Regions from separate parts of the Homo sapiens genome. Here regions 1, 3, 4 and 5 are each linked to region 2. A link is a loop called in an ENCODE intact Hi-C map of the cell type or tissue named here. Cell type or tissue: ovary. All regions are shown on one strand.

Region 1 (5,000 bases), 110 kb after region 2:
TGCAGTGGCTTGACCTCGGCTCACTGCAACTTCCACCTCCCGGGTTCAAGCGATTCTCCTGCCTCAGCCTCCTGAGTAGCTGGGATTACAGGCATGCGCCACCATGCCCAGCTAATTTTGTTTTGTTTTTTTTTGTTTTTTTTTTTTTTTTTTTTTAGTAGAGACGGGGTTTCTCCATGTTGGTCAAGCTGGTGTTGAACTCCCTACCTCAGGTGATCTGCCTGCCTCGGCCTCCCAAAGTGCTGGGATTACAGGCGTGAGCCACTGTGCCCAGCCTATTATTATTATTTTTGAGATGGAATCCCACTCTGTCACCCAGGTTGGAGTGCAGTGGTGCGATCTCGGCTCACTGCAACCTTTGCCTCCCGGCTTCAATCAGTTATCCTGCCTCAGCCTCTTGAGTAGCTGGGATTACAGGCTACCACAGCCTGGCTAATTTTTGTATTTTTAGTAAAGATGAGGTTTCACCATGTTGGCCAGGCTGGTCTCAAACTCCCGACCTCAGGTGATCTGCCCACCTCAGCCTCTCAAAGTGCTGGGAGTACAGGCATGAGCCACTGTGCCGGGCTCTTTTTATTTTTTTTGAGACGGAATCTCACTCTGTCATCCAGGTGGAGTGCAATGGCACAATCTCGGCTCACTGCAATCTCTGCCTTCCAGGTTCAAGCGATTCTCCTGCCTCAGCCTTCCAAGTAGCTGGGACTACAGGTGCACACCACTATGTCTGGCTAATTTTTGTATTTTTGGGTAGAGATGGGTTTTCACCATGTTGGCCAGGCTGGTCTCGAACTCCTGACTTCAGGTGATCTGCCCGCCTTGGCCTCACAAAGTGCTGGGATTAAGGCCTGAGCCACCATGCCTGGCCTGTTTCTGAGGATATTAATTCCTGCCCCAAATGCCGAGTTCCTGCAGCCTCTGCCGTGCTCTGTTCTCCATGCTGGGACGGTGCAAACAATACAGACCCAGGCCCCGCCCTTACACTGCCTCCCTCTGCATGCGCTCTTTTGCATCTGTTCTTGTGGGCTTTAGTTTCAGGGTGTGTAGTAAGTGCCACTCTGCATGTGCCCGTGTGTCCCCGAGCTCTCTGGGACTCTGCACATTGGTGTCCTTCCTGTGTGTCCTGGCCCATCCACAGGCACACTGCAGGTGACCTCCATGCCCAGCCTCTATGCTTGTCTATGTCTAGAAGGGGAGAGCTCAGGGGCTTGGGGGAGAGCAGAGGGGTCAGGTGGGCCCCGGAGCCAGTGTGAGCTGCAGTGGAGACCCCTGGCCCATTCTGTGGGTGCATTCTCCCCCAACCCCACATTGTAGAATGCTCCCAGATGACCTCCCTGGGTTTCCGTGAGCTTGTAGGATTGAGACTCCTTGTATAAGGCTGCTGGGCAGCCCTTATCATTCCATTAGGGAAGGCATTGGTGGCCACGGGGAGAGAGACTCCCAGGGTCACCCTGCGACTTGCACCAGAACATTCTATTTGTTCAGCTCTTGTGGAGGCTGGATCTGAGCTGACCGCTGGGGACACAGATTACTGTTCAGGCCTATCTGTGCCTTCAGGGTGCTCCCAGTGTTGAGGTGGAGACAGGCACAGATGCAAGGGTTTCAGTGGATTGTGGAAGTCTTGCTAAGTTGGAAGGAGGGGAGCAGGGGCTGCTGTGGGATTCACAGAGGACACTTGGGAGTCCAGGACTTCCAGGAGGAGGTGGCTCCCAGGCTGACTTGAGATGATGTTTTCTGCCCACACTGGCGGGGGGTGTCTGAGGGGATTTGGGTTTCTTCTCAAATGAAATGCAAACGGGGTCTCAGGTGGCCTGGCCTTGACCCCTGACTGTTCTCAGGCACCTGGGTGCTTATCTAATCTCCATGGGCTGGCCTGGGGAGGTGCGAGGGTGCCAGGAGGAAGGCGGGGCGCTCCTGGGGAGGCAGGTGCTGTGGCTGGCTCCCTGGGTGCCCACCTCCTGCTGCCCATGAAGGCCTGGCTCACTCTCCTTTCCCATCTAGGGAGACTGCACGAACTGCCTGTCCCCAAGCCGAGGGGGACACCGAAGCCGTCCGAGGGGTATGTCGATCCCTGAGGGGCTTTCCTGCTTTGGAGGTCCTGGTGGTGGGAATCAGGGTACTCTGGGGCCGGGTAGGGAGAGAGGCTTCCTGTGGATGGGCAGGGCGGGGCTCAGGAGGGGAAGGAGAGCTGGGCCCACACCCCTTCTCCTGAGGCTCACCCCGGGATTCCTGCGGCCAGTGCCTGGCCCCCTCCCCAGGTCCCTGCTCCTGTGGGCAGTGCCCGGTGCAGGCAGCCACCTCTGGTACCCGTTGCCTCTCCAGGCTCCTTTGCCCTGTAACATGGGAGGCCGAGGCTTGATTATAGAGTTGATTTGAGGCTTAGCAGCAGAGTATAGAAAGACCTGGAAAAGCTCAGCTGTAGTACCAGTCCCTCAGGTCCTGCAGCACGGGACCCTGCTTCACGTGGAGGACATCTACTTCAGCTGTTATTTGAGGGCCATGCTTCCCCCATGTGGTCGGTCTGTAGGGAGCCAGGTGGGCCATGGCTGTGCCAGTTGTTAACGTTTACTGAGTCCCTGGCACTGAGCAGGTGCCCCAGTGCCCCGCCCAGTGCTGCACTCCATAGCTCACTGCATCCTTACACCAACCCTGTGAGGCAAGGATTATTAAGGTCCCCATTGAGTGGAAAGGGAGACTAATACAGAGGGAGGGCAGGTGACTTTCCCAGGGTACATGGATTGTAGGTGGCAGAGCCCCTGGTCGATCCTTTCCTGGGCTGGGTTAACAGCAGCTCTGTGACTTGAAGGTTCACATTCTCTGGGCCTCAAAGGCTGTGACTGTAACATTCCATTTCAGACTGTCCCCATGGGGATGGGGGTGGGAGAAGGGAAACAGCCGTTTCTCATCCACCCCCTTTGAAGTAGAGTCAAAACTGTCTAGAGAGAGAAGGAAGCTGACCCTTGCCTCTGCTAATGGTTTCTGCTGCTTCCCCCCTCCTCCAGGACACCAGCCCCCAGGAAGGACCCCCCATGGATCACGCTGGTGCAGGCAGAACCAAAGAAGAAGCCAGCCCCACTTCCCCCAAGCAGCAGCCCGGGGCCACCAAGCCAGGACAGCAGGCAGGTGGAGAATGGAGGCACCGAGGAGGTGGCCCAGCCGAGCCCAACGGCCAGCCTGGAGTCCAAACCCTATAACCCCTTTGAGGAGGAGGAGGAGGACAAGGAGGAAGAGGCTCCAGCTGCACCCAGCCTGGCCACCAGCCCTGCCCTGGGCCACCCGGAGTCCACACCCAAGTCCCTGCACCCCTGGTACGGCATCACCCCTACCAGCAGCCCCAAGACAAAGAAGCGCCCTGCCCCGCGCGCACCCAGCGCGTCCCCACTGGGTGAGTGCCTTTCCTGGAGCTCTCCTGACAGTCGGAACTCGGGGGTGGGGCCCGGGCCTGGGGAGGGGGTGTGGTGGGGCAGAGCCTACCAGGCCAGGCACCACGTGTTTCATGGGTGACTTCTCATTTAATCCTAGAGCAAACCTGTGAGTAGGTATCGTCACCTCCACTTTGCAGGTGAGGAGACTGAGGCACAGAGAGGCTAAGTAGTTTGCCTAAAGCCTCTCAGTGCTTAAGCAGGAGAGGCAGGATTTGAACCCACGGAGTCTGGCCCGAGTCCATCTCTTCACCCTCCCTGTCGTGCTCGTTAAACGTGCTGTCTAGTGGTGTGCTCAGTGCAGCGAGGGGCTCATGGAAAGGAGGCGTTTGCTTGAATCCTGCCTAACTCTGTCACTGTCGCTGCAGTTCCTGAGCGACCTGGGCTCTCACCTGGCCATGTGTGACCAGGTGTAATGACTCTGACTGTCCCTGAGTCTGTCTGTAGTCCTCCATGTGACATGGTGGCTCAGCTCCAGGCTGCTGGGCCTCCTCCGCCCAGTGCTTCCCCCCTCACCCAGGAACGCTGGAGTTTTTGGCCCTCACCTTCTCCCAGTCTTCTGATACCCTGAGCTGGGTTTTTGGCCCTAACCTTCACCATGGCTGGGTCTGGCCGCCTCTGAGAGTTCCATGGGACCCCCTCTCACAGTGGGGCAAGAGCATGCCAGAGCTGGCAGAGGCAGGTGCTCAGGGGGTCTGAGCGGAGCCCTGGGACCCCAGCTGAGGCTGGCCTGTCTGGGTGGAAGTGGTGGGCAGCTTCAGGGGACAGCAGAGGAGCATGAGCTCTGGAGTCAGATACAGTGGATTCAGTCCCACCCCGTGCTGGGGCGAGTGCCCTCTCCTCTCTAAGCCTGTTGCCTCATCTGGAAAATGCAGATAATGTGTTTGGAAGCATCATATCCATCAGCCACGAGGAGATAAATTGGTGCCCGGCAGTGCCTGTCCCAGAGCTGGTGGCTGCGAGGGCTGCGTGCTCCTCCCCTCTGCCTCCGCACTGCAGATCAGGGGCAGAGGAGGGGCCACCTCTCTTCCTCTGGCATTCCCAAGGTGGTTTTGCTGTGGGTGCCCTCATGGGGGCTATGGGGAGTGTGGGGAAGTGGAGGCAGCAGGCAGAACGCAAGGCGGGCGGGTTGGACTCGGGTGGCTGGATGCACCTCATGACTTCCGTCCTGCCGGGCGTTTGCTGTTCCCTGGGCCTTGGCCCTGTCTCGATGTGGAGGGCTTGGGTTTCTGGGGCTGCCTGCGGCTCTGTTGAGAGTGGAGCCGGGAGGTGGGGCTGGAAGCCCTTGTGGTGCTCCCCTTGTGAGGTGTCCTGGTGCTCGTCCGCACAGCTCTCCACGCCTCCCGCCTCTCGCACTCGGAGCCGCCCTCGGCCACACCATCGCCAGCGCTCAGCGTGGAGAGCCTGTCGTCTGAGAGCGCCAGCCAGACTGCAGGTGCAGAGCTTCTGGAGCCGCCAGCTGTGCCCAAGAGCTCCTCAGAGCCTGCTGTCCATGCCCCTGGTACCCCTGGAAACCCTGTCAGCCTCTCTACCAACTCCTCCCTGGCCTCCTCTGGGGAACTAGTGGAGCCTAGAGTGGAA
Region 2 (5,000 bases):
CCTCTAGATATGGTGCCCTGGTCTTCATGGATGAATGCCATGCCACTGGCTTCCTGGGGCCCACAGGACGGTGGGACCATGTGGCACCTGAGGCCTGGGGTGGGGCTTCTGAGGGTGGCTGGGAAACGAGGAGGCCAGTCCCCAGCATGATCCATAATCCCTGGGCTCTCAGGAGGCCAGTGACAGCAGCGGTGGCTTCCCTTGCAGGGGCACAGATGAGCTGCTGGGTGTGATGGACCAGGTCACCATCATCAACTCCACCCTGGGGAAGGCCCTGGGTGGAGCATCAGGTACCTGCAAGGTTGTGTCCCTGGGGTCCCCTTGTCCTTTTGAAGGGCCCTGGAGGGGCTCAGGGAAGTGGGGAGGGCAGCATGGACTGTACTTTCAGGAGGGGGTTGGGTAGGCTCTGGCCCCTGACCAACCCCTCCCCCCACCTCTTCCCTTCTTCTCAGGGGGCTACACGACAGGGCCTGGGCCCCTGGTGTCCCTGCTGCGGCAGCGCGCCCGGCCATACCTCTTCTCCAACAGTCTGCCACCTGCTGTCGTTGGCTGCGCCTCCAAGGCCCTAGATCTGCTGATGGGGAGTAACACCATTGTCCAGTCTATGGCTGCCAAGACCCAGAGGTGCGACTCCCAGCAGGGCAGGCTCGGGGGCGGAGAGACGTGGTGAGAGCCAGCCTCATGTGTCTGCCCAGGCCCACAGACAGCTCTGTGCCCACCGGGTCTGCTTCTGCCTGTTCCCCTCCCTTCTCTCTGTCCCTGCCTCTCCCCTCTAGCTTCTGTGTCTCCTTCTTATCCCTCCTGTCTTTCCACCTCCCTTGTTGTTCTCCCTGCCCCCTGCCTGGCTCCCCTCTGCCTCTTAGAGCTTGTAACTGTCTTTGTTGATCCTTCTTGCAGACTTGGGCATAGACCTCGGGCCTGGTCCCTGCAAGGAGCGGGTGTGAATGCTCCACGGCCCCTTAGCTACCTGTGACACCTTGTGCCCACAGGTTCCGTAGTAAGATGGAAGCTGCTGGCTTCACTATCTCGGGAGCCAGTCACCCCATCTGCCCTGTGATGCTGGGTGATGCCCGGCTGGCCTCTCGCATGGCGGATGACATGCTGAAGAGAGGTAAGGGTGCTGAGACAAGGGAACTGGTGGTGGGTCCTGAGAGAAGAGAAAGGGAAACCCCTAGACTGTGACCCAGCCCCGTACCCAGCCACGCTGCGGCCTCTTAGGCCAGCTGTCTGTCTAAGCTTGAACACCCCAAGCCATGAGGCAGTCCCGAATCTGAGACCTGGGGCAGTTCCCTTGCCCTCTGTGTTCTGCCCCCAAGCCTGTTGGTTCTGGCACGCCCTTGCTTTCTACCCTCCCAGGCATCTTTGTCATCGGGTTCAGCTACCCCGTGGTCCCCAAGGGCAAGGCCCGGATCCGGGTACAGATCTCAGCAGTGCATAGCGAGGAAGACATTGACCGCTGCGTGGAGGCCTTCGTGGAAGTGGGGCGACTGCACGGGGCACTGCCCTGAGCTCTGGGTAAGGACGAGAAGAGCCAAGGTCCGCCTACTGCCACAGGGTCAAAGGAGGTTTTCGATCAGCCCAGACCAGAGGCTCTGAGCCCTGAACCAAAGTCCCAGAGCTGGGCTGGGACGTGACCTGTGCTGAGGGCTGTGAGAATGTGAAACAACAGTGTGAAAATTGGCTGTGACACTCTGGTCTGCTTTATTGTCTCTGGGCAGGCCCAGTCCTGTGGCCGGTTGAAGAATCAGGCAGGAGCCAGGGCTCTGAGGGGAGGCGCCTGAGGACTGCAGATCTCCACTGACCTCTTTCCCTAGATTAAGATGGGACCCAGTGGCCGGGCACGGTGGCTCAGGCCTGTAATCCCAGCACTTTGGGAGGCCAAGGTAGGCGGATCACCTGAGGTCGGGAGTTTGAGACCAGCCTGACCAACATGGAGAAACCCCGTCTCTACTAAAAATACGAAATTAGCCAGGCGTGGTGGCGTATGCCTGTAATCCCAGCTGCTCAGGAGGCTGAGGCAGGAGAATCGCTTGAACCCGGGAGGTGGAGGTTGCGGTGAGCCGAGATCATGCCATTGCACTCCAGCCTGAGCAACAAGAGCAGAAGTCTGTCTCAAAAAAAAAAAAAAAAAAAAGCTGGCACCCAGGCCTTTGGGAGATAGGCCCAGTCCACCGTTTGTCTCGGGTAGTTTCTGTGCTGCTGTGGAGGGCTGCTGAGAACTAGCCCCACAGGCCTTTTACCCTGCCACTGCCCGCTACTCTGCAGCCCCTGAGTCTAGTCTTAGAGTCTAGCTTCTTCCTTCTCCCCACTGGAAGATGTCCTGTAGCTGCCCAGATAGGAGGAGGCTGGGTGTCCATGTTTGGAAGGAGAGGCAGAGGATTCAGGCCCAAAAGAAAAGAATGAGGATCACCCCTGGGGAAGCTCCAGACAGTCTGGAACCCTGTGTTCGCGCCCACTCTCTCCCTGCCTTACTCTGGCTTTCGGCAAGCTCCAGTCCCTGTGTGTGCCTCAGTCCTCCTGCCACTATGCCTTGAGGTCTGAGGTCCTTCCATCTCGCTCATTCCAAGGCCTACGATGATCAGCCACCAGGGGGTGCTGCGAGCACGGGCCGCGGCCGCCGGCTCGCCCCGCCCCTCCAGACTGGGGGCCTTGGGCCGCGGCTGTTCAGGCTGCCCAGCAGTCAAGGCCAGGAGAGGCGATTTGCTGCTGCCAAGGCCCCATCCTCCCTTGTGCCCCACAACGGCTCGCCGCTTTCCTGTTGGAGGGGCCTGCGGGAGGAGGGCGGTCTCTCCCTGGCGACCTTGTGGACCCCTTGTGGGGTGGGGAGTGGGGTCCCCGCAGCTCCACCCTCAGCGTGGTGTGACCTTGGGAAGCTCTTAGTTTGCTTGGGACAGAGGACGAAAAGGCCCTTTATCATTAACGACATGAAACTAGCCCTACGTCTCTCTCTGACGTCCTGCACCTCCAGCCCACCCATTTGCCTGTTATCTTGGGATGAACAATGTAATATGAGCTGGGCTCTGGCCCAGCCCTGCAGGATCTGAAAGCTGGGATTCAGGGAATCCCAGCCTGCGATCCGGAGGACCTTGCTGCTGGGGTCCAGGAGCTGGGGGAGGGGGGGTGTGGGGGGTCGGTGTGAGGGTGGAAGGCAGCCTGGCTGGGGTAGCTGTGGCCACATTAGCGGCAGGAACATTTGCAGCCCACCACCACCGGCTAGGGCACGTGGCACCAGGCGCGCTGCTGCAGGGGATGTGCACAAGGGCTCAACCAGTAATGTCGAGCCAGCAGCTGGATGAGCATGGTCTGCTCTAGCCAGCAGCTCATGTTAAGCGCCACGGGCAGCTGCGGGGTGACGTGTGGCAGTCGGTGTGCTGCACCCGGCGGGGCCAGAACAGAGGGCCCAGGTCCACCCAGACCGACGTGAGGCGGCACGAGGCGAGATCCAGACAGCGGCGCAGAAAGTGCGTCGCCGCCCCTGTGGCTCCCAGGAGCCGCCGCTGGCGTTGCCCTGCTGCGCTGGCAGCGCCGCGACCCCCTGGGCTAGCCGATCGCGGTAGGGCTCCACGCCGTTGGCCAACCCGCGGCTCAGCGTGTCCTGCTGCACCAGCCCGGGTCCGCCGCCGCGCTTCTTCCGCAGTCATCCAGAAGGTGTCTGTAGGAGGCGCAGCAGCCGCTCTGGGTGCACGTGTTTCGGCTTGGGCGCCTACCGGTAGTCGCCGGCCGCCCACGACAAGCTGTAGGGCCACGCGGGGCGGGAGGGCCGGCCGTGGACCAGCTGCAAGTCTGCGTTCTGCAGAATCAGAGGCTCTGAGGACCGCCCCAAGGGCGCAATGTCCTTGTTCTCTGCGTCGCGCACGGGGTTCAGGGCCGCGGGCTACCAGAAGCGGCAGTAGGAGTGGATGGAGGTGGCACCGGGCGCACCCAAGGTCTAGGCTCACGGCCGCGCTCTTTATGGCCGCCTGTTCCTTCCTCCTTCCCTCCACCTCCGCTCTCATATCAGCTTAGCCTTGCCGCTGCTGGGAGCTCATCGCCCTAGGCCAAGAAGGACCTTGTGGGCAGGGGGCTCCCAAGGGCCAGGAGTGCGAAGTCATGAATCTCAGATGCTTTCCAGCCCGTTCCAGGGTTCAGGCATGCACATTCGTCCAGGCTTCTGGGAGTCTAAGGGTGCGTTACTTTCACGCAGTGGTTGCAGGTCTGTCAAAGTTTCTAAAATCCCACCAAGCTGAGTCTCGCCATTCAGGGATCATAAGAGTCTACAATTCCTTTGCGCAATTCAATTCTGAATTCAATTCAGAATTAATTCAATTCTGGCCGGGCGCGGTGGCTCATGCCTGTAATCCCAGCACTTTGGGAGGCCGAGGCGGGCGGATCACGAGGTCAGGAGATCGAGACCATCCTGGCTAAAACGGTGAAACCCCGTCTCTACTAAAAATACAAAAACAAAACATTAGCCGGGTGTGGTGGGCGCCTGTAGTCCCAACTACTCGGGAGGCTGAGGTGGGAGAATGGCGTGAACCTGGGAGGCGGAGCTTGCACTTGCAGTGAGCTGAGATCGCACCACTGTACTCCAGCCTGGGCAACAGAGCGAGACTGTCTCAAAAATATATATATATATTAATTCAATTCTGAAGCTTCTGAATTCAGGTTTGGCAAGTCTAGATTAGATTCCTAATAGTTTCAATTCCGTGAGACTCTGCTTCCAAAAATTGAGGAATTTCTGCATCTAAAGAAGGTGACATCAGGCTCTATAGAGGCACCTCTGAGCCCTCGTGAAAACCCCGGGGCCTTTGAGGAGCTGGTTCTTTTCTTTTCTTTTTTTTTTTTTTTGAGTCTTGCTCTGTTGCCCAGGCTGGAGTGCAGTGGCACAGTCTCCGCTCACTGCAACCTCCGCCTCCCGGGCTCAAGCCATTCTCCTGCCTCGGTCTCCCAAGTAGCTGGGATTACAGGTGTGCACCACCATACCTGGCTAATTTTTAGTAGAGATGGGTTTCACCATGTTG
Region 3 (5,000 bases), 120 kb after region 2:
TTTATTGAATGACTGAGTGCATCAGAGACGGAATTCAAGGAGACTGTCTCTTTGCCTGGGTCCTGCTGGCCCTGGAGTGCTGGCCTGCTTTCCATGTTCCCAAATATGAGGCTGCTGGGGTCTCACGTGCCCTCTTCCCAGGCTCACCCTCTGTCATGTCTCCTTCCCTTTAGTCCTCCTGCAAGGAGAATCCTTTTAACCGGAAGCCATCACCTGCAGCGTCCCCAGCCACAAAGAAGGCCACCAAGGGATCCAAGCCAGTGAGGCCACCTGCCCCTGGACACGGCTTTCCACTCATCAAACGCAAGGTACCAGCTGGGAGCCCCCCGAGACCAGGCTGGCCTGGGCTGGCAACCCCCACTCTGCAGCTGCAGTCTTCCCCTGGGACTCTAAGGAGGCTGGCTGGCTAGGCAGTGGGCCTCAGATGCTCAAGAGAGCACTCTTGGCGGCCCAACTGGAAGGTCTAGCTTGCAGCCTGGAGGGATTTGGAGCAGATCAGCCCTTCACCACCAAAAGCAGTGGGTGGTGCATTTAATTTGTTACTAACAAGTTCAAGTATCAAGCACTCATGATAACACTGCTACTTAAGCTGATTAGAGTGTTCTCAAGTTTATCTCTGTAATAAGGTCACTCTCACTGACATTGTGATACCCTTTCTGGAGTGGCAGAGAGGAGGCGTTTCCGTGAAGGGCAGGGAGTCATGCCACCTTCTGGAGTGTCTGTTGGTGCTGGGACCAGTGGCATGCAGGGTTGTGGCTGTCCCCACACTGGCCCCTTCCCCACTGGGACCCTGCCTTCTTACCATGCTGGGGTGGGGGACAGGGCCCGGGCCCTGGAGCCACCAGTGGCCAATGCTGGCCAGAGAAGAGGGCAAGGCTCCTGGCAGCAACCAGGCAGGCCGTCAGGTGACCAGGCACTGTTGGGCAGGTCCAGGCTGACCAGTACATCCCTGAGGAGGACATCCATGGAGAGATGGATACCATTGAGCGCCGGCTGGATGCCCTGGAGCACCGTGGGGTGCTGCTGGAGGAGAAGCTGCGTGGCGGCCTGAATGGTGCGGGAGCGGCTGGGAGGGCCTGCTGGGTGGGGCTGGGGGCAGGAGCCTCTATTCCCCGGGGAACTGAGCCAGGCATGGCAGCCAGCCCTGGCCTCAGTGGGTATCTGGCTTCCAGAGGGCCGTGAGGATGACATGCTGGTGGACTGGTTCAAGCTCATCCACGAGAAGCACCTACTGGTGCGGCGAGAGTCCGAGCTCATCTATGTGTGAGTCCCCCCGCCTGGGGCATCCCTCCCTGGAATCCGTAGAGCTTAGAATGGAGAACCCTTACCCTCTTCCCTCATCAGTAACAGCGCAGGGCAGGGCAGCCGGGGCTCGGGCAGAATTGTTAAGAGTCACCTTATTCCCACCCCTAGCTTCAAGCAGCAGAACCTGGAGCAGCGCCAGGCTGATGTCGAGTATGAGCTCCGGTGCCTCCTCAATAAGCCAGGTGAGTGCAGCCACTGGCACTCCCCTGGCACCTGCCCTGGGGCCTGGTGACACGGAGGAGTGGGGGAGCGGGCAGACAAAACCCCAGTAGGATGCACAGGCAGACTGGGGACAGGGCCAGAGGAGGAGGTGCGGGGCAGGGCTGTCTGGGTCACCCCCAAGGATGGGAGAGACTGTAACAGGCAGTAAGCTGGCTGGGGCTGTGGTAGGAGAAGGAACCGCACAGACAGTGTAGGGTGTGGACGTCCGAGGGACCAGGGATGACAGGCTCTCAGTGAATGAAGATCAGGCCCAGGACCAGCCCAGCCTGTTTTGTGCGTGGGTCAGACTGTTCCTTCTTCTGCCACTAACTTGCTGTGTGACCTTGGGCAGGATTCTTAGCCTCACTGAGCCTCAGTGGCTTCAGGTGTAAGATGGGAATGAAGGTCCCCACGTCCTCGGGTGTTCTTGGGACCAGGAGACAGTGGACGTGGACTCTGTACCCTCTGAAGGGCTGATGGCTGATGGTTACCATGTGGCCGAGTTGGGGTTTGGTGAGGAGGGCTCCTCACACGCCCTGTGACCGTGGAATGCAGTGAACCGCAGCTGCAGGCAGAGACCCCAGGACTATGGAGATTCCAGAGTTGGGAGCCAAAGCTTTTGACCACTTTCTTATGGCTCAGGCATGGTGCCAGCCCTGGGCAAGGGCCATCTTGACAGATGGGAAGTGGAGGGCCAGAGAGGTCAAGGGACTTGGCTGTTGGTGACGGGGCTGGGCTTCCATCCATGTCTCTGATCTGGGGCTGTCCCTGCACACACAGCCCCTCCAGACTGTGGGGATGGTGGCAGGGGAACTGTCTACTGACTGGGGAATTTGGGAGGCTGGAGTGTCCCAGGGGAAGCCACAGAATGTCCCAGGCTTCCACTGCCTTGTGTGAGTCACTCCCAACTCTGCAGGAGGCTGGGGCGTGGCCACCACTCAGAGCCACAGCGGCGCCCTGTGGCCAGAGCGGGCACGGCTCCTCTGCCTCCCTGGCTAGCCCGGCCCCAGGGCTTACTGTGGCTTTTCCAGCCCCCGTGTGGTGGCTGTGCGTCCCGGGCTTGTCAGCCTGTCCCGGATGTTGCTTTTGGAAGGTGAAGCTGGTGTATGAGGCTCCGAGTACAGTACACCATGAGGGCCATTGCTTGGGGGCATCAGGCTGCCAGGTTCAAATACCAGCTCCACCTTCACTGTGTGACACTGGTCAAAGATTTCATGTCCCTGAGTCTCAGTTTCCCCACGTGTAGACTGGGGACATAACTTACCCAGGCCCCAGATATGGAAAATGGCAAAGTGGGATTCAAACTTGGGTGGTGATTTGGAGGCCCTGCTCTGTCCCCAGAACCAGGTTGGGCCACCTGCTCCTCAATTTTGGCAAGGTGAGGCCATAGGGGAAAGGGGCAGTGGCTGAGGGGGCTTCAGGATATTTATTTATTTATTTTGGGGGGGGGTATTTATTTATTTATTATTATTATTTTTTTTTTGAGACAGAGTCTCACTCTGTCGCCCAGGCTGGAGTGCAGTGGCGCGATCTCGGCTCACTGCAAGCTCTGCCTCCCGGGTTCACGCCATTTTCCTGCCTGAGCCTCCCAAGTAACTGGGACTACAGGCGCCTGCCACCACGCCCGGCTAATTTTTTGTGTTTTTAGTAGAGACCAGGTTTCACCATGTTAGCCAGGATGGTCTCGATCTCCTGACCTTGTGATCCACCCACCTTAGCCTCCCAAAGTGCTGGGATTACAGGCATGAGCCACTGCGCCTGGCTCTATTTATTTATTTATTTTATTTTATTTATTTATTTATTTTTATTTTATTTTTTGAGATGGAGTCTCACTCTGTTGCCCAGGCTGGAGGGCAGTGGCACAATCTCGGCTCACTGCAAGCTCCGCCTCCCCAGGTTGACACCATTCTCCTGCCTCAGCCTCCCTAGTAGCTGGGACTACAGGCACCTGCCACCCCGCCCGGCTAATTGTTTGTATTTTTAGTAGAGACGGGGTTTCACCATGTTAGCCAGGATGGTCTCGATCTCCTGACCTCGTGATCCACCCGCCTCCGCCTCCCAAAGTGCTAGGATTACAGGCGTGAGCCACCGCGCCAAGCCCTGGCCCTATTTGTTATTATTATTATTTTATTTTATTTTATTTTTTTGAGTCAGAGTCTCGCTCTGTCGCCTAGGCTGGAGTGCAGTGGCACGATCTTGGCTTACTGCACGCTCCGCCTCCTGGGTTTACGCCATTCTCCTGCCTCAGCCTCCCGTGTAGCTGGGACTACAGGCGCCCGCCACCACACCCGGCTAATTTTTGTATTTTTAGTAGAGACAAGGTTTCATCGTGTTAGCCAGGATGGTCTTGATCTCCTGACCTCGTGATCCGCCCACCTCGGCCTCCCAAAGTGCTGGGATTACAGGCGTGAGCCACCGCACCCGGCCTATTATTTTTTTGAGATGGAGTGTCACTGTGACATCCAGGCTGAAGTGCAATGGCGTGAACTCAGCTCACTGCAACCTCCGCCTCCCAGGTTCAAGCGATTTTCCTGCCTCAGCCTCCCCAGTAGCTGGGATTACAGGCGCCCACCACCACGCTTGGCTAAGGATATTTACTTTTTTTTTTTTTTTTTTGAGACAGAGTCTCACTCTGTTGCCCAGGCTGGAGTGCAGTGGCGTGATCTGAGCTCACTGCAACCTCCACCTCCCAGGTTCAAGCAATTCTCCTGCCTCAGCCTCCCTAGTAGCTGGGATTTCAGGTGTGTGCCACCACACCCCGCTAATTTTTGTATTTTTAGTAGAGACGAGGTTTCACCATTTGGCCAGGCTGGTCTCGAACTCCTGACCTCTGGTGATCCACCTGCCTCGGCCTCCCAAAGTGCTGGGATTACAGGAGTGAGCCACCGGGCCCGGCCTAGGATATTTATTTGAAGCCAGGGAAGCCTGTGGCGGTAGATGTTGTGGAGGGAAGGCCAAGTGTGGGCACTCATCCCTGGAGCCTGCAGGCTGGGGGAGGGGGAAATACTAGGGCCCCAGTGGGCCCCTGGGGGTGGTCCTGTGGGTTGGCTGGGGCCTTGAGAGGAAAGGAGGCAGGAGGGGCAGCAGGTGTGCCCAGCTTCAGGGGAGCCTCCTGCTGGGCTCCCTGCCCCCAGCATCCCCTCTAGTCTACCTTCCTCCACAGCCTTGGATAAATGTCCCAGTATGTCACTTGGGTTGTGTTGCTTCTCCTGCTGGAGGAGCCCTGGGGTTCCCTGTTGTCTCCTCGCCCCTGCCCCACTCTGTCCCTCCTGAATCTTGCCTCCCGCCAGAAGCCACCTAGTGAACATTTGTTGAATGGATGAATGAACATGAGCATGAGACCCTTGGTGCTGCCCTGTTCTTGCAGTAGGTGCTGTGCTGGCCCTGCTGGGGCCCCTTGCAGGGCTCTTTGGTAGGCAGCCTGGTGTCCTTGGTCTCTTCTGTCACAACTTTCTTTTCCCTAAGAACTTGTAGGCCCTGGCCGGGCGCGGTGG
Region 4 (5,000 bases), 140 kb after region 2:
ACTTACGACCACCTAAAATTCTATATATTTTATTTTATTGTTATCCTTCTATATTAGCTGTATGATAAGAATTTTTGCTGGTTTAATAAAATTTCTGCCCTCTGTTAAATATTTTTTCCTCTTTCTCTTTTTTTTTTTTTTTTTTTTTTTTTTTTTTTTTTTGAGATGGAGCTTCCATCTTGTTGCCCAGGCTGGAGTGCAGTGGCGCGACCTCAGCTCACTGCAATCTCCACCTCCTGGGTTCAAGGAATTCTCCTGCCTCAGCCTCCCAAGTAGCTGGGATTACAGACATGCGCCACCACGCCCGGCTAATTTTGTACTTTTAGTAGAGACTGGGTTTCTCCATGTTGGTCAGGCTGGTCGTGAACTCCTAACCTCAGGTGATCTGCCCACCTTGGCCTCCCAAAGTGCTGGGATTACCGGTTTGAGCCACCTCATTTTCTTTCACTGCTGTATCCCCAGCACCTAAAACAGAGTCTAAGGCACATGGTAGACTTAAAAATGTTGTTGTTGGAAAAAAACAAAAAAGTTGTTGAGTAAAAGAACACATGAATACTTGTTCATCATGTTTCAGGGGCTGGAGCTACAATTGTGGGCCGAAACAGGCACGGTTCCTGCCTGATGAAATTCATGATCTGGAGGGATAGATGGGACACCAAATAACTGACTACAGCTTGTGCTAAGCCCAGTGAAGGAAAATGTGTGAGGGCACATAACAGTTGATCCTACTGTGGTGGTGAGGAGCAGAAGTCTTCCTCGGGAAAGTTGAAAGTGTGATCTAAAGGATGCATAGGAGTTAACTACTCTAAAAATTTTAGTTCTTTGACTTTTGGCAAGGTGTAGCACCTTGAACCTTCCCCTCCCCCCCGCCCCGCCCCGCCCCCGAATAAGGCATATGCAGTAGAATTTTGAAGCTTTCTGAACCCCAGGCTCCTTATCTGTAAAGGAAAATAGTGCTAAGCCACAGGTCAGGTACGGGGGAACTGAGTTACAGAGGGTAACTACCACCATTCTTCTCTCATCCTTTAACTCAGGGGTCCCCAACCCTCCGTCCGTGGACTGGTACCAGTCCCTGGCCTGTTAGGAACCGGGCCGCACAGCAGGAGGTGAGCGGCAGGCTAGCGAGCCTCACCGCCTCCTTTCAGGTCAGTGACGGCCTTAGATTCTCATAGGAGCGCGAACCCTATTGTGAACTGCGCACGCGAGGGATCTAGGTTGCACGCTCCTTATGAGAATCTAACTAATACCTGATGATCTGAGGTGGAACAGTTTCATCCCGAAACCATTCCCCACACCTCCGTCAGTGGAAAAATTGTCTTCCACGAAACCGGTCCCTGGTGCCAAAAAGGCTGGGATCGCTGCTTTAACGGACTGACCTCTGAGCAGCTCGCAGGTCCCCGGGGTGTAAGTGATGGTCTTGGGGCGGCGCCGGAACCCAGTTCCTTTGGTCACTACCTCCATCTGCTTCTGTGAAGCCATGGGAGGACTCTGAGGAGGGAAAGACGCAATGACACACCCCCTGTCTCCTGTCCCTAATCTCTGTTCCCCGACGCCCAACACCCCCAGAAGTCTGGAAGCGGGGATCGAGCCAGAGAATGATGCCGCCAGTTAATATTGCGACAGTGCCCAAACCTCCCATCCAGACACACAGATACACACACACAGTCCTCATTCTGACCCAGCGCCTGTGGCAGGGAAGTCTCCTCGGGAGGGAGTGTTAACACAGCCATGGTCACAACAGTACCCACTGAGTGATATGCCAAAATTGAAATTTCACCCTAAGACCCTCTCTGGGTGCTCCCCTCTCCACATAGAAGTGGGCTCCCGGAGGCGGTGACCACTGCTTTACAGCCGCATCCGCACCGGTGCCACGCAGAAATACTGCGCGATCTGGGCTGCTGGAGCTGGCAGCTAGCGCCTCTCGCTACTATAGAAACGCGCACACACCAGTCAGCGCATGCGCACTTTCCCCGCTCTGTCCTGCCTCCCGGAAGTGATTTCCTCTGGGTTACGGCGCAGGCGCAAGATAAGCTAGGAGCCGCGCGAGTCGTAGTGTCGCTGTTTGCGGGTCTCCGCGCGGGACCGGGGCGCAGCGGGGTCGCTGAGGCGAGGGTGTCATGTCAGACAACGAGGACAAGTGAGTGCGGGAGCGGAGTGGCCTTTGCGGCAACCTTGGAAGGGGCGGATGAGGCAAGGCTTGGGTCGGCTGAGGAGCCTGGCGTCTAGGGGCAATGTCTGAGGGGACTGGGGTCCTGAGGGGGCCGGCGGAGCCGAGGAAGGGAAGGGCGGGCGACCCAGGAGCACAGCCCCGGCTGGAGGCACAGGAGGGCCCAGGCTCGAGGGTCCAGAGGGGATCCGTAGAAAAGGTGTCCTTCAGCAAATGTTCCAGCGAGCCGGGCTCTGTATCATGCAGTGGGAATATTGAGGTGAATGAACAATCGTCCCTGCCTCTCCACGTGCTCACTTTCTAGAAAAGGGGTCACAGGCCCATAAGTAAGCAAGCAAGCAGGTAACGGTGGTCGCGTGAGCTTCCCCAGTTCTAGACGTATGTAGTATAGGAGTACTCCAGAGGAGGGTCTGGGGCAGCTCCACCGGGTGGCATTAAATAAAAGTCTGGGACGGTCCTTTGCAGTAATTTTTTTTTTTTTTTGAAACAGAGTCTTGCTCTGTCGCCCAGGCTGGAGTGCAGTGGCGCGATCTCGGCTCACTGCAGCCTCCACCTCCGGGGTTCAAGGGATTCTCCTGCCTCAGCCTCCCGACTAGCTGGGATTATGGGCGTGCACCACCACGCCTTGCTAATTGCTTGTAGTTTTAGTAGAGACGGGTTTCACCATGTTGGCCAGACTGGCCTCGAACTCCTGAGCTTGTGATCCACCCGCCTCGGCCTCCCAAAGTGCTGGGATCACAGGCGTGAGCCACCGTGCCCGGCCTGCTTGTAGTAATCTAGATGAGAGAAGTCAGTAGCTTATAGTAGGGTGGTAGGAGTAGAGGTGGTGAGAACTGGTTTTGAATTCTGGATATATTACTATTTTAAAGATAGAGCCCAAAAATTACCTGTGGGATATGTGGGTGCAAAGAGAGCTAGTCTGAAGATAAAAATAAGAAACGTGTGGGATTGCTACCCCATTCCCAGTGAGTGTCAGTAGAGAAGAGGAGATGACCCGTGGCTGAGCATTAGGGCATTTGGACATTGAGTGCTTGGGGGAAAAGAGAAGCCGGGGAGGTGGGGGAACACCAAGAGGGTGAGGTGTCCTTGGAGTCAAGTGAGGAGAGCAAGTGGCCTAATGTGCCAGCTGATAGATCAGGCTAAATGAGAAGGAGAGTTGGCCATTGGATTTAGCAACGTGGAGATCATTAATGAGCTTGGAAAGTGGTTTTGATGGAGCTGTTGGGGTGAAAGGCTTTTTGGAGTGAGATTATGACAAAATGGGAAGAGAGGAAGATAGTGAGGGTGGACAGCTCTTTCACACATTTTTGCTTCAAAGGACACCATGGAATTAGGGCTATAGGGGGAGAGAGAAGAGAAATAAGGGTTTTTTTTTTTTTTTTTTTAGATGAGGAAAAGCACATGTTGAAATGCTGATGGGGCCGGGTGCTGTGGCTTACACCTCTAATCCCAGCACTTTGGGAGGCCGAGGAGGGTGGATCACCTGAGGCCAGGAGTTCGAGACCAGCCTGGTCAACATGGTGAAACCCCATCTTTACTAAAAATACAAAAATTAGCTGGGCATGGTGGCGTGTGCCTATAATCCCAGCTACTCGGGAGGCTGAGACAGGAGAATTGCTTGAACCCAGGAGGCAGAGGTTGCAGTGAGCCAAGATCACGCCATTGCACTCCATCCTGGACAACAGAGCGAGACTTTGTCTCAAAAAAAAAAAAAATGCTGATGGGAATGATCCAGTAGAGAGGGAAACAGTGATGATGAATGAGTACTAGCAATATTTGGGGGCAGATGGGGAAAAATTGAAGGGGTAAAATGGAACAAAAGTCGGATTTACTTCTTCTTCTTATTATTATTTTTTATTTTTTGAGAAGGAGTCTCGCTGTGTCACCCAGGCTGGAGTGCAGTGGGGTGACCGTGGCTCAGTGCACCCTCCGCCTCTCGGGTTCAAGCAATTCTTGTGCCTCAGCCTCCTGAGTAGCTGGGATTACAGGCGCCCACCACCACACCCGGCTAATTTTTTTGTATTTTTAGCAGAGACGAGATTTCTCCATGTTGGCCAGGCTGGTCTTGGACTCCTGACCTCAAGTGATGCACCCACCTCGGCCTCTCAAAGTGCTGGGATTACAGACGTGAGCCACTGCACTCAGCTGATTTACTTATTAAGTAAATATTTATTGAGTGCTTCCTACATACTGGGCGAGACACAGATCTCTGCCCTCTTTGATTTTTTTTTTGTTTGTTTTTTGTTTTGCGGTGGCGGGGGGGGGTTTTGAGACGGAGTTTCACTCTTGTTGCCCAGGCTGGAGTGCAATGGCGTGATCTCAGCTCACCACAACCTCCGCCTCCTGGGTTCAAGTGATTCTCCTGCCTCAGCCTCCCAAGTAGTTGGGATTACAGGCATGTGCCACCACCACTCCCGGCTAATTTTGTATTTTTAGTAGAGACGGGGTTTCATCATGTTGGTCAGGCTGGCCTTGAACTCCACCCGCCTTGGCCTCCCAAAGTGCTGGGATTACAGGCTTAATCCCAGAGCCACAATACAAAGCCACCATGCCCGGCCTCTGAATTTTTTTTTTTTTTAATTTTTCTTATTTATTTTGAGACAGGTTCTTGTTCTGTCACCCATGCTGGAGTACAGTGGTGCAATCTTGGCTCACTGCAACCTCCACCTCCTGGGTTCAAGCAATTCTTGTGACTCAGCCCCCCAAGTAGCTGGTATTACAGACATGTGCCACCATGCCCGGCTAATTTTTGTATTTTTAGTAGAGATGGGGTTTTGCCTTGTTGGCCAGGCTGGTCTTGAATTCCTGGCCTCAAGTGATCCGCCCACTTCAA
Region 5 (5,000 bases), 150 kb after region 2:
ACTCCTGATCTCAGGTGATCCTCCTGCCTCAGACTCCCAAAGTACTGGGATTACAGGCATGAGCCACCACGCCCAGCCTTTTCTTTTATTTTTTTAGAGACAGTTTGGCTCTATCACCCGGGCTGGAGTGCAGTGGTGCTATCATAGCTCACTGCAGCCTCAAAACTTCTAGGCTTAAGTGATCTTCCCACTTCAGCCTCCCAGGTAGCTAGGACTACAGGCTAATGCCACCACACGTGGCTAATGTCTTAATTTTTTGTAGAGACAGGGTCTCACAAAAAGACTCCTGGCTTCCAGTGATCCCCCTGCTTCAGCCTCCAAAGTGCTGGGATTACAACTAGCCACATTTCAAGTGTGTTCAGTAGCCACATGTGGCTACTGGTTACCATAAAGGATAGCACAGGGGGATAGGACATTTCTGTCATTGCAGAGCATTCTATGGGGCACACTAATATAGGCTAAAAGTGGCCCAGTAGAAAGAAGAATTCATAAGTTATTTTTAAAACAAATAGACTGCTTATTTGCAAGTTAAACAGTCTTTCAGCACTGAAGAAAGATACTGCATTAGCACTTGATAGGATGCTGAGATGATTAAAGATGTAGTCCCAGCCGGGCGCGGTGGCTCACGCCTGGAATCCGAGCACTGTGGGAGGCCAAGGTGGGCGGATCACCTGAGGTCAGGAGTTCGAGAGCAGCCTGGCCAACATGGTGAAACCCCGTCTCTACTAAAAATACAAAAATTAGCCGGGTGTGGTGGCGCGCGCCTATAATCCCAGCTACTCGGGAGGCTGAGGCAAGAGAATCGCTTGAACCTGGGAGGCGGAGGTTGCACTGAGCCAAGATCGTGCCACTAATCCAGCCTGGGTGACAGAGTGAGACTCTGTTACCAAAAATAATTAAAAAAAAAAAAAAAGACATAATCCCCAGTCCTCCAGGTGTTTTCTGGTGGGGGAGATAGACCTGTGCACAGGTACCCACAACCCAAGGCAGATGCGAGTGGTGCTTTATGAAAGGTACAAAGAGAGTTATTGCAGAGGTGACTGGGAAAGCCTTGTGAAGGGATTAGAATTCTAGTGGGGACAGGTAAAGAGAGTTGGTTTTGTGGGTACTCCAGGTGCCAGAAACAGCCCAAGGAAAGGTCCAGGTGGAGGCAGGCAGTTGTGGATTTGTGATGAGGGATCATAAGCAGCTTGGGGCATAAGGCTGGAGAAGATGACACTGGTCCTGTGAGTGACAGGTTCAGAAGATTAGAGTTCATTTGGTGGGCAGTGTGCAGCACTTAAAGGTTTTGAGGCCAACATCCAGCATCCAGGCCACTCATAAATCCAAGTGTCCTGTTTTTCTTTTCTTTCTTTCTTTCTTTTTTTTTTTTTTTTGAGATGGAGTTTTGCTCTTGTTGCCCAGGCTGGAGTGCAATGGCATGATCTTGGCTGATTGCAACCTCTGCCTCCTGGGTTCAAGGAATTCTCCAGCCTCAGCCTCCTGAGTAGCTGGGATTACAGGCACACGCCACCATGCCTGGCTAATATTTTGTATTTTTAGTAGAGACGGTGTTTCACCATGTTGGTCGGGCTGGTCTTGAACTCGTGACCTCAGGTGATTCACCTGCCTTGGCCTCCCGAAGTGCTGGGATTACAGGCGTGAGCCACTGTGCCCAGCCAAGTGTCCTGTTTTTCTTGGGGAGCAAAGCTTGATCCAGCTCATTCCAGTCTTTAGTGCTCTTTCCACTTAAGGGCTATGACACCATCTGGTGGCTCCTTGCCTGCTGTAAGCTCTTGTACAGCCATAATGGGACTCTGCACTTGGTAGGTGCAGGTGGAGTCTCACTCTGTCACCTAGGCTGGAGTGCAGTGGTGCCATCTCGGCTCACTGCAACCTTCACCTCCTGGTTCAAGCGATTCTCATGCCTCAGCCTCTCGAGTATCTGGGACTACAGGCATGTGCCACCACGGCCGGCTAATTTTTTGTATTTTTAGTAGAGACGGGGTTTCACCATGTTGGCCAGGCTGGTCTCAAACTCCTGACCTCAGGTGATTCACCTGTCTCAGCCTCCCAAAGTGCTGTGATTAGAGGCGTGAGCCACTGCACCTGGCCAGAACAACTGTTTGTTGGGTAGGTTTTGGATGGGGTTTCAGTCTGGTTCATTAGCACCACCTGGTGGCTGATGATGTTTGTCACATCTACTTCTTAACTGGATGGTTGATGTGTTTCTCTGTAGAAGCCATGGTGCAAGAAAAATTAAATTACTTAAGGACACATTCTTGCACATTCCATGTGCATAATAGGTGCGGAATGAGTGAATGCCCTTGAATTATTTATATTTTGAAAGAAAGCAGGCACATGCAGATCAGGTATTTTGCCACATTCTTTAAAGCTTTATATTTTGGGAAAGTTTAAATACTTATTAAGAGAGGATATAGGGAAAGTTAAATACTTCATCTCTGCCCTTGGGAAATTTTCAGGCTTTTGGGAGTAATATAAATCGAAATATTTAGTAATAAAATTAGTAAGCTGGTAGCTCTCAGACTAGCTGATTATCAGAATCATCTGGGCAGTTTTGCAAATGCAGGCTCTCAGGCCGCTTCACTAGAGATTCTATTCCGGGGGTCTGGGGAAGGACCCAGGAACCTGTATTTTTTAGCATGCTCTCCTGTTAATTCTGGATTTGTTGGTGTGAACCTGAGCTGGAATCATCAGGGGTGGCTTCCTAGAGGAGATGGGCCTAGAATTGGCATCCCTTTGCTTGGTGGTAGAGTCCCCACTGTGGGCCAAGTGTTATGCTGGGGGCTGGGCCTCCGTGGTGAATCACATGTGGTTCTGGGCCACTAGGAGCTCATGGTCTAATGTGGAAAGTTTCCAAACAAGTAGTTACAGTTCAATGAGATTGGTGCCAAGAAAAGTATATGCAAAATGAGTCCAGGTACTGAAGAGTCAGCACACGATTTCCAGGGTGGAGACATCTGAACCTCTCGCAGGTTTTTAGGGAGAGGAAGAGCTTGTAAGAGCACACAAAAGGGAAACAACATGGCGCATCTAGGGAACCAGAAATAGTTTGGTATGGCTGGAATGTGGAGTAAATACAGGAAAGTAGCACGGGACTGTGCTAGGAAGGCAAACAGGGACCAGACTGCACTCTGGCCTGATAGCCAAGGGGAGTCATGACAGTGTTGTAAGCAGGTGAGCCCCCTGACTGCTGGCCTCAGGTGAAGGGTGGGGAGGGCTGGGCAGGAAGGGCAGGGCCTCTACTGAGGTGTTGTGTCTATAGAGAATGGAAATGATGCCGGGCATGGTGGCTCATGCCTTTCATCCCAGCAATCTGGAAGGCTGAGGCAGGCGGATTGCTTGAGCCCAGGAGTTCGAGACCAGCCTGGGCAACATGGCGAAATGTTAATTTCACCCATCTATACAAAAAATAAAAAAATTAGCATAGCTGGTGGTGTATGCCTGTAGTCCCAAGCAGGAGAATTGCTTGAGCCTGGGAGGTGGAGGTTGCAGTGAGCCACGATCTCCCCATTGCACTCCAGTCTGGGCAATGGGAGTGAAACCTTGTCTCCAAAAAGTAGAGAGAGAAAATAGAAATTGAAATGAGGTGCACTGGGCACTGAGGCAAGGCTCTGGGGTTGGAGCAGTTAGAATGGTGTGCCTTTGCACATGTCTCCCTTTCCACCAGGACATTCTGCTGTGGCCGCTGGACTCCGGAGTCTGTGATAGGCCTCTGCCAGGGAAGATCTCTGGCAGTGCCCCTACACACCACTCCCTACTGTGCCTGCCTACCTAGAAGATGACGTTTCTAGGTGGGGACCAGGATGCCGTTCCACCCTCACTGCCTGTTGGGCCCTTCTCCCTGGGTTTGTAGTCTCCCTAACACCTGTCCCTATCCCTACAGGATGTGTGCCCCTGTGATGGTGGAGCTGGAGGGGGAGACAGATCCTCTGCTCATTGCCATGAAGGAACTCAAGTAAGTCACTCAAATCATGGTTCACTTCTCCAAATCTCTGGGAGGCATCTGTTGGGCTCTCTGTTGCACCCTTTGCTCCCACTTGCCTGGCTGGAGAAGTTGATGCTTATTCCTACAGATCCTTAGGAACAGCTCACCAGGAAGTAGGAGGAAGAGAGAAGAGGAGGCAGGGAAAGTGGGAGGGCACTGATGAGACATGGACGTCTTCTGGCTGTTGGAATTTCCCTGTTCCTGCTGCAGGAGGCCTTACCAATATTCTGTCATTCTTCCCCCTCTTGTCTGATATAAAAACTTTCTTTTTCTTGTAATTGCTTTCTTACAAAGTACACTCATCAGCCCCAAGAGGCTGCTCCTAAGACTTCTCTTTGCTTGTGTTTTGCACACAATCTGTTCCTTCTGCGGCAGAGCTGGGGTCACCAGCCCTCATGTACTTGTGACTTCTCCCCTGCCACAGGGCCCGAAAGATCCCCATCATCATTCGCCGTTACCTGCCAGATGGGAGCTATGAAGACTGGGGGGTGGACGAGCTCATCATCACCGACTGAGCTGGAGTCATCTTCCTGCCCTTGCCCCATGCCCAATTTTCATTCTCACTTTATATGTGTAAATAATAAAATATTCAACTTTCCAACCCCCTTCCCCTCTGCTTATCTGCAATGTCACCACCTGTTGCTTCCCCGTTACCGCCATGCTGCGTGGAGCATGCACCTATTCCAGTGGCCCTGTGACTGTCAGCTCCTTAAGAAGCACCAGGGGCCCTTAGCCCCTTTGGATCCCCCACATCCTTCCCTCCATCTCCCTGTTCCCCAGAGCAAAGGCTGCTGCAGGGGAGACACCTCAGCTGCCTTCCAAGCAGACAGACAAGTCTTTGTGCCCAGGGAGCTGGTTGCCACGGAAACCCCCAATTTCCTTTCCAGTGGGGACTGGCTGCAGGGGCTTCTCCCTTCTCAGGAGTATCACAGAGCAGGTCTCATCAAGCCACCCATTGTTTCCTAAGGACCTGCTTCGAGCCTCTTATCGTGGGCTCGGATCCCCTTTCAGG

Evidence for each region. A loop is a pair of places that touch in the nucleus more often than their neighbours do. Peaks named below come from ENCODE experiments on the same cell type or tissue, not always from the same donor. Only the 100,000 strongest peaks of a DNase experiment are listed, where the experiment ranks them.
Region 1: it touches region 2 in a loop (2.2-fold over the local background); 34 of 110 quality-filtered maps call a loop at or near these places.
Region 3: it touches region 2 in a loop (2.8-fold over the local background); 34 of 110 quality-filtered maps call a loop at or near these places.
Region 4: a loop joins it to region 2, with 4 times the contacts of the local background. A loop is called at or near these places in 92 of 110 quality-filtered maps.
Region 5: a loop joins it to region 2, with 4 times the contacts of the local background. A loop is called at or near these places in 93 of 110 quality-filtered maps.

Annotation. Positions count from the first base shown.
Region 1 is chr22:37,922,662-37,927,661 of GRCh38, forward strand. MICALL1 (MICAL like 1) reads left to right here. Exons shown (of 16, transcript NM_033386.4): 7 at 1,999-2,056; 8 at 3,000-3,382; 9 at 4,750-5,000. Among named protein-coding and RNA genes, the nearest start is that of MICALL1, 19 kb to the left of the region's middle. In ovary, no CTCF peak of the experiment used is centred here; no DNase peak of the experiment used is centred here.
Region 2 is chr22:37,815,211-37,820,210 of GRCh38, forward strand. GCAT (glycine C-acetyltransferase) reads left to right here. Exons shown (of 9, transcript NM_014291.4): 5 at 1-70; 6 at 208-290; 7 at 453-624; 8 at 990-1,111; 9 at 1,357-1,687. The coding sequence ends at 1,508. Among named protein-coding and RNA genes, the nearest start is that of GALR3, 5.7 kb to the right of the region's middle. RefSeq lists a silencer at 2,494-2,713 and an enhancer at 3,882-4,433. In ovary, CTCF peaks have their summits at 2,589 (motif pointing right) and 3,661; DNase peaks (open chromatin) are centred at 2,631, 2,901, 3,261 and 3,661; H3K4me3 peaks cover 1,305 bases; H3K27ac peaks cover 1,914 bases.
Region 3 is chr22:37,931,626-37,936,625 of GRCh38, forward strand. It overlaps MICALL1 (MICAL like 1), which reads left to right. Exons shown (of 16, transcript NM_033386.4): 10 at 174-308; 11 at 928-1,054; 12 at 1,173-1,263; 13 at 1,414-1,487. Among named protein-coding and RNA genes, the nearest start is that of C22orf23, 19 kb to the right of the region's middle. RefSeq lists enhancers at 1,407-2,209, 2,210-3,011. In ovary, a CTCF peak has its summit at 2,506; a DNase peak (open chromatin) is centred at 2,466; H3K27ac peaks cover 1,367 bases.
Region 4 is chr22:37,951,671-37,956,670 of GRCh38, forward strand. C22orf23 (chromosome 22 open reading frame 23) reads right to left here and starts at 1,931. Exons shown (of 7, transcript NM_032561.5): 1 at 1,778-1,931; 2 at 1,377-1,488. The coding sequence starts at 1,479. It overlaps POLR2F (RNA polymerase II, I and III subunit F), which reads left to right and starts at 2,029. Exons shown (of 5, transcript NM_021974.5): 1 at 2,029-2,137. The coding sequence starts at 2,118. RefSeq lists a silencer at 2,195-2,264. In ovary, no CTCF peak of the experiment used is centred here; a DNase peak (open chromatin) is centred at 1,981; H3K4me3 peaks cover 2,077 bases; H3K27ac peaks cover 300 bases.
Region 5 is chr22:37,963,213-37,968,212 of GRCh38, forward strand. POLR2F (RNA polymerase II, I and III subunit F) reads left to right here. Exons shown (of 5, transcript NM_021974.5): 4 at 3,887-3,958; 5 at 4,413-5,000. The coding sequence ends at 4,503. MIR6820 (microRNA 6820) reads left to right here and starts at 4,351; the gene lies at 4,351-4,412. RefSeq lists enhancers at 1,694-2,193, 4,427-4,927. In ovary, a CTCF peak has its summit at 2,162 (motif pointing left); a DNase peak (open chromatin) is centred at 2,139.